2 separate regions of the Homo sapiens genome follow, and region 1 is linked to region 2. A link is a loop called in an ENCODE intact Hi-C map of the cell type or tissue named here. Cell type or tissue: CD14-positive monocyte. All regions are shown on one strand.

Region 1 (8,000 bases), 230 kb after region 2:
TTAACTTTTCTTAGGAAAGTAGGTAATTGGTTGTTTTTTTCTCTGGTTTTCATGGTATTCATTCAATTAGTTAATTAAACAAATATTTATTGAGCAGTTACAATGTGCCAGGGATTGTTCTAAGTGATGGGCATATATCAATGAACAAAATAGACAAAATTCCTGCGCTCGGAAGCTTACATTTTAGTGGCAAAAGACAGATAACAAAATAAATCAGTAGATTATATACTGTAGTATGTGGGAAGAGGGTATTATGGGAAAAAAAAGAACAAGGAAGAGAACTAAGGAAAACCTGGGGGATGGGGAGCTGCAATGTCAAATAGGGTGGTTATGGAGTGATTCACAGAGAAGCCTTTTTTTTTTTTTTTTTTTTTTTTTAAGATGGAGTCTCACTCAGTCACCCAGGCTGGAATGCAGTGGCGTGATCTCGGCTCACTGCAACCTCCGCCTCCTGGGTTCATGTGATTCTCAGGCATGGGCCACCACACCCAGCTAATTTTTGTATTTTTAGTAGTGACGAGGTTTCACCATGTTGGCCAGGATGGTCTCGATCTCTTGACTTCATGATCCGTCCACCTCGGCCTCCCAAAGTGCTGGGATTACAGGTGTGAGCCATCGCGCCCGGCTCACAGAGAAGACATTTAAGCAGAGACGAGACTTGGTGAGAGCAGAGTCATGCCAATATCTAGGGGAAGATCATTCCATAAGTACAATGATCTTAAGCGTGCTTTCCTTGTTAGTTTTTAGTTTGCCATTTTCCTCTCTTTAGATTTGGTAATGATGGGGAATGGGAAATAATTTTGAAGTTCTTATTAACTTAGAAATGTTGAATGTCAATAACCTATTGTTTTCTTGGTCTCTTTTTTCCCTTCAGCTCACTTTGAGTTTCTTTACCTGTAATTCCTGATGGAGATTCCCTAAATGAGAATAGTGCTGAAGACTAACAGTTAATCACATCTCTTCTTAGGGGGAAGAGATAAAAAGGGCTGGGAAGCCAATTAAAAAAATAGGTCCAATTTCAGTGTTTACTCCTCTGAAAGTCCTGCTCATTGCAAAGTTTGGCATACGAAGGAGGACTTGGAACTCGTTGAATGCCAGGGACAACAGGGAAAAAGACCTCAAAAAACAAAACAGCAATATAATAATGAATTCTACTCTCATTTCATACATTTAAACATTAAATGGTAACAATAGTCATTAATATAGTTATAAAACCATAAAATAATATTTCCAGTATAATTTAAAATTCCGAATACCTAAGCGAAAAGTACAACTTCTGCTTGTCTCATATTAACTCCAGTTTCAAAAAGGGCCCTTTTATTGCAGTGCTGGTGTCAAGGTACACCAGATTTCTACCGGCAGGGTCAGGCTCTATTATGAAAGTGCCTTGGAAGACAAAACTGTGCTGAACAAACACGAAACACCAGTGTTGTTCACCAGGTGTGTTGTTGCCCCTTTTGGAAGTGTGGTCAAGTATTTAATAGCATTTGACTAATATATATTCATCCATAATGAAAGCCAGACACTTTATGAAAAGTTCACTTTATTCTTTGTGAATGGACACGTTATTTAGCCTCTTCGTGCCTCAGCTCCCTCAGCTGAAAAGTGAGAATATAACGACACTTAACTGCTTTATAGGGTTAAAGTGAGGATTAAGTGGGATAATTCATGCAAATCTCTAAGAACAGTGCCTGACATACAAAAAGCGCTAAACATGTTGCCAATTATTAACTTCACAAAAATATCTACAGTGGAGCGGCAGTTCCGAGTTCTATTGAGGTCTAGTGTAAGATACATCTCTCACAGTATCTTGTAAATTTTTGATTCTACCATCATCAAAACTAGCTCAATTAATGTATCAGTTCGGTCATCTCAAGAACATTTATTAAACCCTCACTCTGGTTACATCTTGTATCAGGGAATTAGTTGATTTTAATCCAGTGCTTTGGTTTTCACTGGAGGAAAAAAGTTCACAGCGTTATTAAGTCCCAGATATTTGCCAGGTGTTCAGAGTTTTAGAAAGCTTATTGTCAGAGACTAAACTAAGAAGGCTTTTGAAGGCGCTCAGATCAGGTGGGAAAGTGAGAAGGGCTGGTATTGTGTTCCGAGTATGTCAAGAAGGAGCTCCTGGCCTGGGCCTATTGATGGGCGTTTAGAACCCTCCTGGGCATTATTTCTAGCTGGCGGCTGAATAAGAGGCAAGAGTCACCCTCTTTTTGAGTTAAATCACGTGCTTAATTAAAAGTGAAGGTGGCGGCGGCCTCAGCGCCCTCCCCCTCCGTGCTGCTGGCTTCTTCCCAACGGTGTTCTGGCCACGTCCTGCGCCTTCTCGCGCACGGGAGAGCGCTCTGGGTAGAGGCCGGGCCCGGGCAGCAGGTGGCCCCAGGTAGCTCAGTGGCGTGGCAGTCTCCTTCTCGCCCGGTCCGGAGCGGAGGGGAGCGGCTCAGGTGCCGGCTCGGGGGAGGCCCGGGCACCTCGGGGATCCAGAGCCCGCTGGCGCCGCGCCCGGGAGGGCACCACCGGCGAGGACGAAGCCGCGCCTCCTCCCGGAACTGGCCGGCGCCGCGAGGCGGGAGGAGCAGCGGGAGCCGGGCAGCCGCGCGCCGGGGACCATGGACGTCCTTCCCACCGGCGGGGGCCGCCCGGGGCTCCGGACGGAGCTGGAATTCCGCGGCGGCGGTGGCGAGGCGAGGCTGGAGAGTCAGGAGGAAGAAACGATTCCTGCAGCTCCCCCAGCCCCGCGCCTCCGGGGAGCGGCGGAGCGGCCGCGGCGCTCCCGGGACACGTGGGACGGCGATGAGGACACGGAGCCCGGCGAGGCGTGCGGCGGCCGCACAAGCCGCACGGCGTCCCTGGTGAGCGGGCTGCTCAACGAGCTGTACAGCTGCACAGAGGAGGAGGAGGCGGCGGGCGGGGGCCGCGGGGCCGAGGGCCGCCGGCGGCGCCGCGACAGCCTCGACAGCTCCACCGAGGCCTCGGGCTCCGACGTGGTCCTGGGCGGCCGCAGCGGTGCCGGCGACTCCCGCGTGCTGCAGGAGCTGCAGGAGCGACCGAGCCAGCGGCATCAGATGCTGTACCTGCGGCAGAAAGGTGAGGGCCGGGCGCAGCAGGGTCCCGGGGGCTTCCTGGAGCCGGGTTGTCCTCGCCGTCTCTGCCCGCGCTCCAGCGCGCACCTGGGCTGCTCGGCGGAGCGCTCAGATACTGTCTCTTTGGATCTGACGGTGGTACCCACCGTGGCACAGATTTATGTCCACACTTAGTTCTTAAGTTCTCCGGAGTAATTGAATCAAGCGTCAGTTGATGGAGTGGGCAGTTTCCCCGCTCTTCCCTCCTCCCATCTCCCGGTGTGTTCGCGGAGGCCCCAGGGGAGAGGCAGCCCAGATTCTAATTTCACCTGAACAGCTGTTAGGACAGGGTTGGAGGTTCTGATACGTATACCTGACCTACCTAGAGGGCGCCGCCAGAATCGAGGCGAGTCGTAGGGCTGTTCTTTCCTTTTTTTTTTTTTGTTTTTTTGTTTTTAAAGTCCGCCTTCTCTGGTCACACCACTTAGTGTTTAACTAGTGAGGCAGAATAATTCGATAATGCGGTTTCGAAGCAGAGCGTGTGAATTCTATTTCTGCCAGAGCGTACGGTTCCAGGCAGCTCACTAGGAATTTTTGTTGTTGTTGTTTTGTTTTCTTTTTTTCCTTCTCGGTGGCAGGTTAGTGGAGGGCCCTAGAGTGTTGAGGTTTATTACAGAATTTAACTGCTGGTACCTTCAGTTGGCATGGAGAGGTCGACCTGAGAAAATGGCCTTGGCTTTCAGGGAGAGAGGCTAATTTGGTGTTTCTTTTGTTATGAGACTCTGATGCTCGTGTCTTGAGCTCGTGTCACACTTTTTTTTTTCATCTGGTCATAATAGCTTGCCTTTCAGGCAGTAACACAGTTATTAGAGTTGTCTTTTTTGGTATAGAAATATCAAGACCTCCATTTACAAAATGAGGTGACGTATGGAAAACAGATGCCGAGCCACCATAACATTTCTTGACAGTAATGTCCTTGGGCTGAGTTACCAGGGGAGGGAGGAAGGAGAGTCTCCCATCTCCTCACTGTATTAAAAAAAAAAAAAACCTAGGAAAAGAATAAATCTGTCTGCTTTCTCAGACCTACGTAAACAGCTTTTAGCTTCCTCTTTTGACTTCCTAGTGAAGATTTTTTTTTTTTTTCCCCAGCTGATTGTTACAGATAGCTTCCAGGTTCCTCCCCCTGCCTGGGACTTTGGCTGTAGCTGTGCCATTTCATTTTATAGAATTATTTGGTTGTTCTCAGAGTGTCTGTGTATGCCACAAGTCCCATAGGGCAATAGTTCTTTCAGACTCCAACAGAATCAATTTTGAAGAATTATGATTTCTCTTTTTACAAGGTTTTACATTTTTCATCACCGAGGGAATTCTGGGGATTAGTAATTTCCTTTTTGAAGAGGAAAATTGGCAGACTAAAGTTTAAAGAAGTAGTAACGGTACAGCTAACTATGCAAGTGGATTTCATATGAGTGGCCACACAACTAACCATCCACAAGCCCTGTAATAGTTCGTTTTGCCTGTTCGGTCTTATTGCATAGCTAGTTGCTGGTTAAACCTTTCTTCCCTTGTAGTCAACCCTATTAAGATGAACAAAATGCCATATCATAATAGTCCTATACACACATATGCGTGCTTACGTGTGCACACATACACACACTAACATGCTCCCTCTCCCCTTTATTGATAACATCATTCGCGTGCTAAGATTAAAGTATCAGGTGATGATACAGCTGTCTGCGTAAAGAATGCTGCTTATCAGGTTATTTGATCTTTTTCTCAGGCTCAAAAAATATTCCCCCCAATATAACTACTCTGCATTCAGTAAGAATGTCATACAATACTGATAGCCTGTGTATTGTCTCCTCTCCCTGCCAGGGATTTTGCTGTAGCACTTATTTAGCTATATATTTAACATGTGTAGGTCCTTTAGGTGAGGCACCAGAATGGTTTCTCAGGACATCTGGGCTCTCTTCAGTATTTCCTTGGTTAAGGGGATGAATTTTGGAGTCAGACTCCTGGGTTGATATCCGGCCGCAGTTCCTTACCAGCTGTGTGACCTTGGACAAGCTATTTAACATCTCTGTGTCTCACTTTCTTATAAATAGGGATAATAATAATACCTACCTCAGAGGGCTGTGGTGAGAATTACATAAGTTAGAGTGTATGAAGTGCTCAACAGATGTTAGATATAACTTTTTATCATATACCCTGGAATTCCTTAGGACACTGAGCACAGGTTGTGAGTTGACAATGTCCTTATTTTTCCTCAGTTATTTAACACTGTGTAAGAGGCTATGGCCGATGTCATGGAGCATTCAAAGATGAAAGAGACCTGTTTCCATCCCCAAGAGGCTTCTATACCAGCAGATATTGCTGTAAAAGACATTTTCACCCTCAACTCTGAAAAAATTTTCCCATATTGAACAATAAATGTAATTCAGAGAACTGGAGTTGTAGGCACCTTAGGGATCACTGGAAATGAGATAATGTAAGAACCCTTTTGTGGAGGAAAAGTATAATTTAAATGTTTTGTGATTATATTCCTACCCCTTTTATTTCTAGAAGGAAAATGTTGATTTGGTTCTTTGGTTTCACCATGTTGGTCAGGCTGGTCTCAAACTCCTGACCTCAGGTGATCTGCCTGCCTCGGCCCCCTGAAGTGCTGGGATTACAGGTGTGAGCCACCGTGCCCAGCCCAAAATATTGAAATATTCAGAGAAAGATGTTTGTTCTATCTGAAGGCATCTAGGAATGAAGAGCCTCTGGTTGCCTCTTGTAGGCTTTTTCTCATATTTAATCATATTTTCATTTAACTTAAATGTTCTCTTTTCATTATATCCTACTATGTTTAAAATTAGGGGGACAGGAAGAACTAGCCTTTGCCCTCTTCTTCATGGTAATTCCTTATTTTTACTTAAAGCGTTATTTATGTTAGTGTTTATAAAGACCATACCCATTTGTTTCTCAGCATAATCCTGTATGCTAGGCATAATTTGAGACTTGGAGCACACTTCCTTGCCTAAAAATCACTCAGAGAGTTGGCTGATCCAAAAGCAGTCCTTTTTAACTCAGGGCCAAATGCATTTTCCATGGTGAGGTCAGGTTTGAGAACCCTGCATTTGTTTGTTACAGACCCCAAAAGTTGACTTTGATCTCTAGAGTGCATTTCTACTTTTGAGCATTTATTTTCTTCTCTTCTGATTCTCTTTAGTTTCTCCATATCCCTTTAAAAATGAGTAGATCCAAACCCCACAGAGAACCTCTAATGGGGGGCTAGCTAAGGTTAAGTTGAGTGGAAGGCTTTGCCTGCCTACTAGATCATGCTCTAGTGACTAATCATATCAAATGTGACCAAAAAAAACCTCCTCCCAAATCGTAATGATCATTTATATAAAGACAGTAGACAATTCTGGTTCCCAAATTTGTTTTGACCTATAGAAAAACTGCTGTTAAGGGGAGGGAGAGCATTAGAACAAATACCTAATGCATGTGGGGCTTAAAACCTAGGTGATGGGTTGATGGGTGCAGCAAACCACCATGGCACATGTATACCTGTAACAAACCTGCATACTCTGCACATGTATCCTGGAACTTAAAGTAAAATAAAGTAAAAAAAAAAAAACTGCTGTTGTGAATATTAGTTTTATGAATGTAGAATTATTGTAATTTATCTGTGTAAAGGAAATTTATTTTCTACCATATTTGAAAAATTGCTGAGGCTCTAAGATGAAATATTGTACCTCTAAGACAAAATGTTTTTAGGCTATTGGAAGACTGGATATTCAAAACAAAATCAGTATTGCCACATTCATCTACATTACAAAATGTGGTAAAATTATTTACTTTTAGCTCATCATTTGTAAACATAGATGAGTACTTTAAAGACTTTTTTTTTTTTTTTTTCTTTGAGACGGAGTTTCGCTCTTGTTGCCCAGGCTGGAGTGCAATGGCGCGATCTTGGCTCACTGCAGCCTCCTCCTCTCGGGTTCAAGCAATTCTGCCTCAGCTTCTGGAGTAGCTGGGATTACAGGCATGTGCCACCACTCCCAGTTAATTTTGTATTTTTAGTAGAGATGGGGTTTCTCCATGTTGGTCAGGCTGGTCTCCAACTCCTGACCTCAGGTAATCTGCCCTCCTTGGCCTCCCAAAGTGCTGGGATTACAGGTGTGAGCCACCACGCCTGGCCTTTAAAGACTTTTTTTTTTTTTTAATTAGCTGTTAGGTTTATTATTAATGTAACAGACTAAAAAAGATTCTTTTCTAGCAAGCTTACCATCTGAACACTTCAGTGGTACAAAATATACATGCCAGTTTTCAGGCAATGAAAAGTAAATTTGCAGCCAGAGCTAGATATGGTAAAAGTAGGAGTTTTTGCTCCATGTTACAGATAGGCTTAAGGATAAATTTACCTTACAGTATCTGTCTCATGGACAGGGCAGATAAATGAGTGACTTATTTGATCGGAATGTCCGAGCTGAATGCATACATGTAATCTTGAGTGAAAACCTAGAATTAGTTGGTTTAAATGGATGTTCTATTTATCTTTGGACTAATATCACACTGGAATTTGTATTCCTCTCAAGGTATTAATCGTTATTCTTATTTTTCTTTACTGATAGACGCTAATGAACTGAAGACGATCCTTCGAGAGCTAAAGTACAGAATTGGCATCCAGTCGGCCAAGTTACTTCGGCATCTGAAGCAGAAAGATAGGCTTCTGCATAAAGTGCAGAGGAACTGTGATATTGTGACTGCCTGCTTGCAGGCTGTGTCACAGAAGAGAAGTAAGTACTGGAATTGGGTTACTTCTTTTGCCACATGCAACTAGAATGTTAGGAAAGCTGAGCCAACAGTCTGTGTTTGTGAATATATTGAGAAGTTTTAAATGCAAGCTTATACCCTCAGAACTAAGAACAAGGAACAACTCAGACAGTT
Region 2 (8,000 bases):
TCTCCCAAGTAACTGGGACTACAGGCGCCTGCCACCACGCCCAGCTAGTTTTTTGTATTTTTAGTAGAGACGGGGTTTCACCATGTTAGCCAGGATGGTCTCGATCTCCTGACCTCGTGATACACCCGCCTAGGCCCCCCAAAGTGCTGGGATAAAAGGCGTGAGCCACTGCACCTGGCCAATACATTGTTTTAATAGTCTATCAAATCAGTCTACTCTTGTGAATTGATTTGATACTGCACTTAACTTTTTTTCTTATTGGCTTTAAAGGTGATGAATGATAAATGCAATGGTTCTCAAGTCATTAACAGAATTCTAAATCTTGTCAATATCTCAAGACCCAGGATTTTAGCCTTTTGGATATGTGTGTCAGCTGATTATGTAGGAGATCTCTCAACCCAATTATAATCCCCAGTGTTGTTGGCTTCAAGCACTGATAGAGCGATAAACTTCAGAAAGGTTTCAATTTGGTCCTTGAAAAGAACTATTTAAGCAGAAACTCCTAGAAGCTATAGAATTTGGCCAAGAACCACAAAAACCATTCCCTCATTCTTATTTTGCTCCCACTTTTTGATATGGAGAGGACATTGAAAGATTGTTGGGGCCAGGCATGGTGGCTCACACCTGTAATCCCAACATTTGGGAAGCCGAGGCATGTGGATTGCTTGAGCCTGGGAATTCAAGATCAGCCTGGCCAACATGGTGAACCCCGTCTCTACTAAATATTAAAAAATGAGCCAAGTGTGGTGGCACACACCTGTAATCCCTGCTACTCAGGAGACTGAGGCACGAGAATTGCTTGAACCCAGGAGGTGGAAGTTGCAGTGAGCCGAGATCACACCAGTGTACTCCAGTCTGTGTGACAGAGAGAGACTTGATCTAAAAAAAAAAAAAAAAGCCAGGCACGGTGACTCACGCCTGTAATCCCAGCACTTTGGGAGGCTGAGGCAGGCGGATCACAAGGTCAAGAGATTGAGACCATCCTGGCCAACATAATGAAACCCCCATCTCTACTAAAAATACAAAAATTAACTGGGCGTGGTGGGACACACCTGTAGTCCCAGATACTCAGGAGGCTGAGGCAGGAGAATCGCTTGAACGCAGGAGGCGGAGGTTGCAGTGAGCGGAGATCATGTCACTGCATTCCAGCCTGGCAACAGAGTGAGACTCCGTCTCAAAAAAAAGAGAAAGAAAAAAGAAGGGAAGGAAGGACGGAAGGAAGGAAGGAAGGAACTTTTCAACTATAAAATATTTTAAAACATATTTAGTTATTTGTCAGCTTTAGAGTTTGATGAAAGCTGGTATTCAGTTTCTAAATTCAATACCATGAAGAAGATGAAACTCAACTTTGATCGATTTTTCAAATCAAATTCTTCCCCCCCACAACCTTGATTCAGGATCAAATTCCTGTTGTATTGCATATATTTTTGTGATTATAAAAACAATGCATGATTATTAAAGAAACTGTGGAAAATGTAAAAAGGTTAAGAAAAACGTTAAAATTGCCTATAATCCCACCACCCAGAGAGATATAATTGCCCTTAGTATTTTAGTGTCCTTCATTCCTCTCTTTTTTCAGTGTCCATTGTCTATATGTATTTCTTCGTAAAACTGGAAATCAGTATTTGGATAGATACAGACATAGATATGTTTTCACCCTTCCTTACAATGTGACCATGTTTCCTGCCGCTCTATATTCTCTGAAAAAGTGAGCTCTAAGGTGTAATATTTATGAATCTTTCATATTGATTTAACAATTCTACTTCATATCTTTTTAAATTTTTTATTGTATTTTATTTATTTATTTTGAGACAGGGTCTCACTCTGTCGCCCAGGCTGGAGTGCAGTGGCGCAATCACAGCTCACTGCAGTCTTGATCTCCTGGGCTCAAGGGATCCTCAGCCTCCCAAGTAGCTGGGACCATGGGCAGGCACCATCATGCCCAGCTAGTTTTTTTTATTTTTATTTATTTATTTTTTTTGTAGAGAAGAGGTCTCACCATCTTGGTCAGGCTGGTCTCGAACTCCTGGGCTCAAGCTATCCTCCTGCCTTGGCCTCCCAAAGTGCCAGGATTATAGGCATGAGCCACAGCACCTGGCCAACAATTTTACTTCTTTTGGTGCATTTCTTACTGTTGAACATGAAGCTGCAACAATATCTTTGTATGAAAATCTTTTCCTACATTTCTTCTTGTTTCCTTAATACAGATTCTGAAGGAGGATTTATCGGTCAAGAGTTTTAATAGCCCTTAATACATACTGCCAACTTCTTTAATAGGAACTTCATACCAGTTTATACCCTTTCCAGCAGTTCACAAACAAACTTAGCTCACTATAAATTCATCCATAGTCTCCTGAGTAATGTATTCCACCTAAAATCTTTAAATTTTAAATCCATTTTAAAATTCAATTTTAAAGGGCTTAGTGCTTTAAGATTTGGTGGGCAGGGTGAGGGAATGATCCAGTGGTTTGATCTGTTCCAATTTTCAAATTGTCATTAGTGAAGTTAAGACTCAGAGGTTAGTAATTTTTGTAAGCCCTTGATCTGGTCTTTCTCAGAGGATGTGGACTTCACAATCAATTGTCTTCAAGGCCCTGAGAGTGGATCCTTTCCCAAGTGGGAAAGGAAAGGGAAGGTCTGAGTGAACTCCCAGAAAAGTGGGGTACGATAGCCCAACAACACTTGAATTTCTAATTGGGGTAAGGTGGGGACATAAGGGTGAAGGTGTTAGAAGAGATACTGGAAATAAGGAAAACAGTCCTAGTTATTAAAATCCCTGAGGGGTTTGACTAAATGTGGAGAGACAGACTGTTCTTCTGCCAGTTGTAGATCCTACAGAAGACCGGGTGCAGTGGTTCTGGCCTATAATCCCAACACTTTGGGGGGATCACTTGAGCCCAGAAATTTGAGAACTGCCTGGACAACATAGTGAGACCCTATCTCTAAAAAGAATTTTTAAATGTTGAAAGCTAATCAGAGGCCACAAAGTCATTCTTAAAGTCATTGTGCACTTTGCTTCCTTTGTTGTATGTTTGTTTCCTTTGTAACTGATTTACTACTTTACACACTCAGATTTTTAATTATAGCAGCAATTACTAGATTCAATGACATAAAGTTACCATTTCTGTCAGTAAAGATTCAATACCAGCTAATTTCACACAGTTCAATTTCACACCTGGGGAATTAATTATTCTTAATCATTAGGAGTCAATGGTAAAACTTTCTGATGAAAGCACCTGTAGCAAGGCCTCTACCAAGCTCCCCTCCTGTGGGGGGTGTTGACATGGCGGCCAGCAGCCAGCACAGCCTCTCTCTCCTGAGCCCCATAAGCGGAGGTAGGGATACAGTAGTTGGTGTGTTTGTGACAGCAAAGCCACCAGAGGGAGCTCTAGCATTGACTCCTATATGTTTGTCTGTGTGCCACGGATTCAAAGAAAAACAATAAATATCTAATGATTGCTTGTGTTTTTGAGCACTCCTTGCACAGTCCTAAGGTTTAGACACAATCATATCAATATCATTTCATTGTTAACATGAATTAAGCTTCTTTGTGTCTGTCAGATATTCTTTCATGCTTACCACAAGTCTATCAAGATATTATTATTCTCACTTTGATTGATGAGGGAGGTGATTAAGTTTTACAGAAATTAAGTGATTTTACAAAAGAAGAAATAACACAGAGATTTTATCTATAGTCTCAGCGCCCCCCACCCCCTTCCCACCTCCATTAAAGTTCTCCTTCCTGCCCTCTCTTTTCTCTTTTCCTACTGGGAATCTAAAGGAGATAAATCTTGCTTTAAAACTAAGGAAACAAAGAAGAATGCGTTTTATTTTGTGTAAATTATTCTTCAATATATTTAACATGTAAGGGGAAAACAAGAAAGGGAAAGGAAACGAGAAGGGGAAAGAAAGGGAGAAGAGAGAAGAGGGGAGAGGAGGAGAGGAGAGGAGAAAGAAAAGGAGAAGAGAAGAGAAAGAAAAGAAAAGAGAAATAGCCAGGCACAGTGCCCCATGCCTGTAATCCTAGCACTTTGGGAGGCCGAGGTGGGTGGATCACCTGAGGTCAGGAGTTCAAGACCAGCCTGGCCAACGTGGCGAAACCCTATCTCTACTAAAAATACAAAAATTAGCCAGGTGTGGTGGTGCACACCTGTAATCCCAGAGGCTGACGTAGGAGATTCGCTTGAACCCGGGAGGCAAGGTTGCAGTGAGCCAAGATTGTGGCACAGCACTCCAGCTTGGACAACAGAGCAAGACTCCGTCTCCAAAAAACGAAAAGAAAAAGGAGGCCAGGAGTGGTGGTGGGTGCCTGTAACCCCAGCTACTTGGAAGGCTGAAGTGGGAGAATTGCGTGAGCCCAGGAGGAGGTTGCAGTGAGCCAGGATCTAGCCACTGCAGTCCAGCCTGAGAGAGGGAGAGAGACTCCATCTCAAAAAAAAAAAAAGAAAGAAAGAAAGGAAAAAAAAAAGAGAGAAAGAGCTGATGCTCATGTCCATAAAGCCCGAAAATGTTCCAATCCTGCCGGCTCACTGCTAAGGGAATACTTCAACCCACAGCACCCCACCTCCACCCACACATTCCTTAGGCTACTGTTTCTATGACTCCTTTTCCCTCCTCAAGCTTGCCCGAGATGGCTGTTTGATCTTGGTTTCACCCTTATTCAAATTCAGAAGTAGGGGCAGAGACCAGAGGAAGATGTTAGGAATATCCATAACCCCCAAAGATGGCCACTAGACTTACTTCTACAGCACTTTACAGTACCAGACATGTACAAAGTACCTATGCACAGATTAAGAGCAAGGACGGTCAAGGTATACAGCCGCATATTTGCTGAATGGACTTAGTTAAGTCACTTAATCTCATCCATAAAATGTATGTAATAGGCGGGCACTATAACATGCAAAATGTATTTAATAGGCTCACTCCTGTAATCCCAGCACTTTGGGAGGCTGAGGCGAGTGGATCACTTGAGCCCAGGAGTTTGAGACCAGGCTGGGCAACATGGCAAAACCCTGGCTCTACAAAAAATGCCAAAAATTAGCCGGGCATGGTGGTGCGCGCCTGTAGTCCCAGCTACTTAGGAGGCTGAGGTGGGACGATCACTTGAACCTGGGAGGTTGAGGCTGCAGTGAGCCATGATCATGCCACTGCACTCCAATCTGGGAGACAGAGTAAGACCCTGTCTCAAAAATAATATGCATGTAGTAAATGTAATCATGTCTACTACTTAGCATTGCTGTGGAGATTTAATTAGGCAATGCATAGAAAAGTACTTAGCCTGGTGTTTGGTGGGAAACTTCAATTAATGTTAACTAATATTATTGTTTTCTTTAATACTCACAACAATCGTATTTGTCCATTTAGCCTAGAACTTGGCATAGACACATGGTTTGTAAGCGTGTTTGTGGTTAACAGCAGTCTTCAGTTAAAGAGAGGCGAACCAACTTGCCAAAGGTCCACAGCTAGTTTTACAACTACGAAATGTTTTCCAAAATATTTTCAGTTTTTCTGTGAGACTGAGAGATATTATCTTCAAATAGATTACGAGATGTGCACAGCAACGTCCACCCGCCTTACACAAGAGCAAACAGCTTTCCAAAAGCCATCAGAAAACCCCTGGGGTTTGTTGGTCCAAGAACAGAAACAATGCAGTCACACCCAGACCCTAAATTTAGGGGGGCCTTAGAGTTAGTTTTATTTAAATATTGTAATGTGACTCTGAGCAAGCAACATTTTCTCTGTGCTTTGTTTTTTAAAGGACATGGGAAAATTTACTTTGGGGAGCCAGGGCGCTTGGCTAGAAAGGGAAGGAGGAAAGAGAGAAAGGAAAGGGTAGAGGGAAAGCTGAGACCTGAGACCCAGGAGAACTCGGGCAAGAGATTTGAACCCTGGGTTCCACTGCCCTTATTTTCTTTTTTTAATTTTATTTTTAGTTCTGGGGTACATGTGCAGGATGTGCAGGTACATGTGCAGGATAAATTTAATTTTTATTTTTAGTTCTGGGGTACATGTGCAGGATGTGCAGATTTGTTACATAGGCAGATGTGTGCCATGGCAGTTTGCTGCACCTATCAACCCATCACCTAGGTATTAAGCCCAACATCCACTAACTATTTTTCCTAAGGCTCTCCCTCCCGCTACCCCACCTCCTGACAGGCCCCAGTGTGTGTTGTTCCCCTCCCTGTGTCCATGTGTTCTCATTGTTCAGCTCCCACTTATAAGTGAGAACATGTGGTGTTTGGTTTTCTGTTCCCGAGTTAGTTTGCTGAGAAAAATGACTTCCAGCTCCATCCATGTCCCTGCAAAGGACATGATCTCGTTCCTTTATATGGCTGCATAGTATTCCATAGTGTATATGTACCACATTTCCTTTATCCAGTCTATCATTGGTGGGCATTTGGGTTGATTCTATCCTTATTTTCTTTTTCTTTCTTTCTTTTTTTTGAGATGGAGTTTCGCTCTTGTCACCCAGGCTGGAGTGCAATGGCGCAATCTCTGCTCACCGGCCTCCGTCCTTATTTTCAAAAATAGCAACTTGGGGCCGGGCTCGGTGGCTCACACCTATAATCCCAGTACTTTGGGAGGCCAAGGCGGGTGGATCACGAGGTCAGGAGATCGAGACCAGCCTGGCCGACATGGCAAAACCCCATCTCCACTAAAAATACAAAAATTAGCCGGGTGTGGTGCCACACACCAAAGGCCTGTGAGTCTATAAACGTTTTCTGTCTGCCCTCATCCTGCAGCACTTTCCACACAATCTCTTTTTGATATCACATGATATTTTATATGCTCAGTACCAACTTTAGAGGTCTGCAAGTTGTTAGCTTTTCCTTTTCGGTAACTTTGTTAATATCATTATTAGAAGTCCAGTTCAATAATTACACTAGGTTCAGTTTAAATAGGAAGCAAACAGCTATATGTCTAAGTGCAGAACTGCTGACAAGTGAGGGTGGACCGGGGGGTTAAATATTCCTGACATTGGGCCAGGGAGAGTTGAAAGTTTGCCAATTGTGGTACTGGTAAACTACTGCAAAGAAATTTGGAAGAGTTATTAAGAATTACAAGAAGATAGATGCTTCAGGATAATATGTCATTTGCAAAGAGAAGTATGCCATTTGGGGTCAAAAAACATCTGATGCACTGTCCAGGTCACAGAAATCACCAAATCTCAGAAGGAGACGAGACCTTGGATGTCAGGCAACCTGACTTCCTTTCCAATCAGGCTTATAATCCAACAGGTGACCATCCAGCCTCTACGTAAGCATTTCTCCAGAAGGGAAGTTTCTTAATTTAAGAAGTTGTCTGGACTGAGTGCAGTGGCTCACACCTGTAATCCCAGCACTTTGGGAGGTGGAGGTGGGTGAATCACTTGAGCCCAGGAGTTCAAGACCAACCTGGCCAACATGGCAAAAACCTGTCTCTACAAGAAATACAAAAATTAGCCAGGCATGGTGGCATGTACTTGTAATCTTAGCAACTCGAGAGGCTGAGGTGGGAGGATTCCCTGAGCCTGGGAGGCCAAGGCTGAAGTGAGCTGTGATTACGCTACTGCATTCCAGCCTGGGTGACAGAGTGAGATCCTGTCTCAAAAAAAAAAAAAAAAAGAAAGAAAAAAAAAAGTTGTCTGGGGCATGGTTAGGACTATGCACTTTTGGATTAAGAATGCATTTGTCTCCCTGTAGTTTTAGCCCATTGGCCCAGTTTCTGATTTGAAGAACACAACAGAACACATTCTTCTCTTTTCAGACCTATGACTATCTTTCTCTTCTCTGGGTCACTGTCCCTCATAAAATGTGACGAAAGCAAAGGTTCAGGGTCAATGCTGTCAAAATTCAGATGAGCACTGGGCTTAGCAAATGGAGGGATTAATCCTGACAAGAGCAAATTCAGTAGATTGAAATGTGTGTGTGGTTTTTTCATTTGTTTGTTTTTGAGATGGAGTTTCACTCTTGTCGCCCAGGCTGGAGTGCAGTGGCGCGATCTTGGCTCACTGCAACCTT

Evidence for each region. Peaks named below come from ENCODE experiments on the same cell type or tissue, not always from the same donor. Only the 100,000 strongest peaks of a DNase experiment are listed, where the experiment ranks them.
Region 1: it touches region 2 in a loop (2.4-fold over the local background); 10 of 110 quality-filtered maps call a loop at or near these places.

Annotation. Positions count from the first base shown.
Region 1 is chr12:64,778,197-64,786,196 of GRCh38, forward strand. It overlaps a transcript of TBC1D30 not described here. Among named protein-coding and RNA genes, the nearest start is that of GNS, 23 kb to the left of the region's middle. RefSeq lists silencers at 2,375-2,654, 2,735-2,834. In CD14-positive monocyte, no CTCF peak of the experiment used is centred here; DNase peaks (open chromatin) are centred at 2,815, 4,205 and 4,505; H3K4me3 peaks cover 2,904 bases; H3K27me3 peaks cover 4,358 bases.
Region 2 is chr12:64,546,390-64,554,389 of GRCh38, forward strand. It overlaps a transcript of RASSF3 not described here. Among named protein-coding and RNA genes, the nearest start is that of RASSF3-DT, 59 kb to the right of the region's middle. RefSeq lists an enhancer at 3,214-3,263. In CD14-positive monocyte, CTCF peaks have their summits at 3,370 (motif pointing right) and 3,570; a DNase peak (open chromatin) is centred at 3,372.